Linked DNA regions of Mus musculus: region 2 is linked to region 1. A link is a loop called in an ENCODE intact Hi-C map of the cell type or tissue named here. Cell type or tissue: heart. All regions are shown on one strand.

Evidence for each region. A loop is a pair of places that touch in the nucleus more often than their neighbours do. Peaks named below come from ENCODE experiments on the same cell type or tissue, not always from the same donor. Only the 100,000 strongest peaks of a DNase experiment are listed, where the experiment ranks them.
Region 2: a loop joins it to region 1, with 1.9 times the contacts of the local background. A loop is called at or near these places in 11 of 42 quality-filtered maps.

What each region holds. Positions count from the first base shown.
Region 1 is chr9:32,694,982-32,697,481 of GRCm38, reverse strand. The region is part of intron 3 of Ets1 (E26 avian leukemia oncogene 1, 5' domain); the gene reads right to left. Among named protein-coding and RNA genes, the nearest start is that of Ets1, 60 kb to the right of the region's middle. In heart, a CTCF peak has its summit at 1,433; DNase peaks (open chromatin) are centred at 631 and 1,501; H3K4me3 peaks cover 2,187 bases; H3K27ac peaks cover 2,083 bases.
Region 2 is chr9:32,611,669-32,614,168 of GRCm38, reverse strand. No RefSeq gene overlaps it. Among named protein-coding and RNA genes, the nearest start is that of Gm31928, 18 kb to the left of the region's middle. In heart, no CTCF peak of the experiment used is centred here; a DNase peak (open chromatin) is centred at 938.

The DNA.
Region 1 (2,500 bases):
TATTGAAAGTCTAAAGAACAGGTTAAATATGCAGTTATTTACGGCAGAGGCAAGAGATCAGGGACAGCAGTTAAAGTTACAGATAATCAGACCCAATAGACGTGTGTGTTTTGACATCTGATTGTTTTCCAAAATGCATCATCTTCTCCCTTTATCTTTCTAGATCCTTTCACCTCCAAAGTCACTTTTCTCTGAGTCCAGCTTCCTATTCTAAAAGTAGGCACTTTGCACTCTGCTAGCTTCAGGAATCCCCAAGAGTTGACTCCATCTGTTGAACACTAAAATTTCCTTCTAAGACAATATTCGATGTCTTTACTCTCCCTCTCTTCTTCAAATCCTTTAAGCCTGCTAAATAAAACCATGAGCCAAAGACACTAAGTTACATCTGGTCGTGGGATGCTTTCCTTCTTCAAGGACCTTTGGTACGGGAGGCCAAAAGATGGCAGAATAGAAAGGCAGTAAAGCTAGTTACTACACTGACCAGGAAGGAATCAGACTTTCCCAAAGTTAAACAGATTCTGTTCGTTTCTCCTCCCACTACCTCCCCCTCAACCTAGAAAAGAGGAGTGAGGCTCTAAGGGACTTATGACAGGGGCGCTCAGGATGCAAGTGCTCGTAGGCCGGGCAGCTAGCCAGACACCCTTTCAGCACTTCACAAGAGCCTCCCATCAAGCTCCAATACTGGGGAGACACAGTTGGGACGGGGTGGGGGTGATCTTAGAGACAGTGTCAGGCCCCTTGCTAACATTAAGGAATATTACCAGAAGTTTCTCGCTTATGTGGGAAAATTCAAACAACGGAATTAGGGAGCTGGAAATTCTATAAGCGTTTTCCCATTAGTCACAAAACACACAGCTGTGAAAATAAATACACCCAGCCCCCCCCCCCCCAAAAAAAGCCAAGGGTCTTGGGCCACCAACAGTCCTCCTGGCTTCTGCATCCAGTGCTCCTGAGGGAGCAGCGCAGCCCAGAAGGGGACCCGGAGCTGGGGTGGGGGCCTCACTGTTGCCACTCACCCGGGGAAGGGAAAAGCTCGAGATCCACTTTTTCTGTCTTGATGATGGTGAGAGTCGGCTTGAGATCGACGGCCGCCTTCATGGTGCCCGGAGTTGAGGGGGCCGGCGGGATGAGAGTAAGTTTGCTGTAACTGTTGTTTTGCTTTTTAATGGGGATTTTTGAACCCAGTGGAAGGGGACAGAGCGCAACCCTAAAATCTCAAATTCCCGCTGACCGCCCCGCGGGAAGGTGCGCGCCCAGCCAGTCCGCGCGAAGTTGGCACTTGGCGGAGCAGAGAGCGCGCTTAGGTCCCAGCCTCGCCCGCGCCTCGCCCGCCCGCTCGCTCCTCTGTCCCGGGCGCTCGCTCCCTCCTCCGTCCGGGGCGCTCGCTCCCTTGCTCGCTCGCACGGCTGGCCGGCGCTGGCGCAGTGCAGCTCGCCTCCGCTTTAGGGCGTTCCTCACCGAGCCCAGGCCCAGGGTCCCAGCCGCTGCCCTGCCCACTCGGCGAGGCGGCGAGGGCGGGGCGGCGGGGCGGGGCTTAGCATCTGCAGCCAATCACCGCCCGTCTCCCAAAAGCGAAAGGAAGGGCGGGCGAGCCTGGCCCGGCGGCGCTGCTCCAGCTATTCCGCGCGCGCGGGGCGAGGGCCTCAGCCCACCGCTGCTAAGAATGGCTGGCGAGCCTGTCCCTGGCATGCCGGGGCTACTGCCACAGTCTCGGGAAAGTCCGTCTGATTCTGCACGCATTCTTGAAGGCTTGGTCACCCTCTGCGGCCCCGCTCCAGTAGCAGCATAGTTTTCCAAGTGCGTGTACATCATTCATTCACAAAGCTTGACACACAGGACGTGAGGCGTGGGTGCGCAACGAGGGGCGCGTGCGGGGGATTCCACAGCAGGGGTCCTGCGAGGGTTCCTGCCTAGACCTGACTCAGAATCCCACCCGTGGAATGGTTGGGCAAGACAAGGGCAGTATTGATGAACAGAAACCTCAATCAACTTCACTAGCTCAGAACCAAACCTATTGGAGACCCCCAAAACAAAAGTCCCAACGCTCCTGGATTAGCCAGGGAGTCCAGAACCTGTAACTGAGTTTCTAATTATTCTGTTCCTCTAGTTGTGTCACCATTGGCCAACGCTTTGTCAGACACTGCTCTATTAGGAAAAAAAAAAAAAAAAAAAACAGCATCTTTTCCTATATCACCACACCCACCAACACTCTGGTATGAATCTCTGGGGTTCATCACAGTGCATGTCCTTGCCATATTTGAGAACTCCCAACATGCCAGATAACAAGATGAGTGAGGTAATCCATAATTTGCCACTGATAGATACCCATTATACATCGAGAGAGTTGGTATAAATTAACAAATCACCCAAGGACATGGAAGTATATATGTAACTGGAGCAAGGCACTGATGTCCACCTTTGAGTAAAAGACAACATAACAAATCTTCCTGAGCAACCTCAGGGAAAGCTATTCTTAGTACTGTTTCCTGATTTCTAAGCA
Region 2 (2,500 bases), 83 kb after region 1:
GTCACTAGTCTATTATCTTAATCATAGTAACCATTTGGGTTTGATTTGAAAACCTGTGACAGGGAGATAAATTTCTGCCACTGTAGGTGAAGCTTGGAAGGGCTAACCCAATGAATATGCTCAGTTGATCACTTCCTTCCCACACATCCATACTTACATTCTGTGACCCCGGTGCTTACGATTGCCCTGGCAAGTGCTAAGTGGGGACAGCAGAAGGGTCCACAGCCTCCACAAGCTTCCAGTCTGAGTAAAAAGGAAGGCACAGAAGCAGAACAGTCATGACCAAGCTCACTGCACAATGGAGAAGGGGGCCCAGTTTGTCCCAGGGCATTCAGGGAAGGCTTCTTGGAGGAGGGGGAAAGTAACAGCTGAGCATGAAATGAAGGATTAAAGAGAAATGAACGGGAGAGACAGATAGAAAGGAGGTGAAAGATGGGTTTGGGTAAAGAGAGGTGAGAAAATACAGTGGTCAGGAAACCAGCCTCACTGACTATTCCTGGAGCTTGGACAGGGAATAAAGAATGAACAGATGATGGAGATTTCCTAGCACCTAGCACATCATGGGAAGGCGGACAGCAACTTGAACTGTGATTGTCAAAATATCCAAAGGCCCTAGAAGCACACACTTTTGTGCTCCCCCCTTCTCTCCCACATTTTCTCTGCTTTTACATCCCCCTTTGTAAGTACTGAAGCCCCCAATGGTAGGAAGCATTTGTCTAAAAATAGCCCTTCTCAAAGACCCAGTCTCTTCTGAGTTTCTCAGAACATCTGCTCAACAGTTTCCTATAACTGTTTTTGGCCATTAAATCAAAGCCGTCAGAAACAATGTTCTGTTTCTGTCTTTCAAGCAAAGAATTGCCAGGAGGCCTTCCTCTGTAACCCAGACGACAATGGGGCCAGAAATAGCTACTTCCACAGAGACTTTGGAACACCTTACTACCCAGGTCCAAGCAAAGTCACCCGTCTTGTTTTTCTTTCTTTTTAAAGACACTGTTCGACTCCCCTTGTACAGAAAAGAAACTCAGAGAGGCCTAACCTCCTGGGAGAGGAGACACTGCCCTATGCAAATTACCACCTGCAGCTTGGGGCCCTGTGGCTTGTGTAGCTCATGGTTGGTAGGGACCAGAGACTGGTAAATGTCTCATACCAGGATGGTCAGAACAACCACTTGTATGGGGCTGAGGATCGGAGGGATGGTGGGTTCTGCCATGTGATTGGCTTTAGTTCTAAGCTCTACCCGTGTTGTGCATTAAACCCCATTTCTTCATGTGGCACAAAATGTAGGAGTCTGTACTAATCTGTGTTAGTCCAAGGGAGACTTGCATTCACCAGGTTCTGGGTCCTAACAGGTCCCCCCTGCCCTAGACTATACATCCAAGTACCAAGGATCCTGGTGAGATATTTTCTCTGAATTAGACTGCTGTTGTGGTCTGCAAGAATATGAACAAGCCTTGGCGCCATGGTCCTCAGGCAGATGGCAAAAGGAGGAAGAGGGAACCAAGAAGGAGCTTGGTGTGATGCAAAGTGCACATCGTTTAGAGCCAAGGCAAGGGTCTAGCTCAGTTTAGCAGCAGAGTCCAAGTGTGAACGGAGTTGCTTGGTGCCAGAGGCCAGCTGAGAGAACCCGAGGGAGCAAAGCTCTGCTCTGGCATGCAAGATCCAGTCAGGCCTGGTGGTGGGGTGGTTGATACATTAGAAAGCTAGATTCAGCTCCAAGAAAGAGCCGTGGGAGATGACCTAAAATGTTCCCTTACTCTAGGCTAGGACTTTAGTCTGGGCAGTGGATTTAAACATGAGGCTAAAACCTCAAGGCAACTTCCTAGTACCAAGAGTTAGAGTCAGCACCCCAAGTGAACAAGGCTCATGTGACTCAGATCATGGTGCACACAGTCTATGAGTGGTGCAGGTCTCCTCTAGCCTTAAAGGAAGCAAGTGGTCCCCTTTCACAACACGCAAGGTACTGCCATCAGGGCTGGCTCAGAGTGGAGATGAGCCGGTAGGCATAGGGGAAGCCAGGGAAGCAACTGTCAGGGTGGGTTTAGCAAGCTCAACCCCCTCCCCCCAGATGAAGCTCTCTACATTTTTGGATGTTTTCTTCCACTTGTATAGATCAGCCCTGGAAGTTTGGGATAGAAGCTGGTTTCCACAGCTCATGTTCCTCAGACAGTATGCCAATGGAAAATAGATGGACCATCTGACCTGGGGACATAGCGAGGCATTTGCTACCTGGTCAGTAACTGCAGGGACAGACTGAGAAGCAGCAGCAGGCGTTTCCTTATCATCGTGTGTGAGCACTGAGCATAGCCAAACGATATCTAACGCGGAGATGATGTGATCCATTTCTTCCTTCTGTTTCCTCCTTCCCCACTTCTTCTCTCTCCTCTCCTCTTCCTCTCCCTGATCCCCGCTTCCAGGTGCAGTTTGTACCATAATGCTATGAAAGTAGTTTAATGTCACAGACAGATATATTATATATTTTACTCAATGAATCCAACAGCCA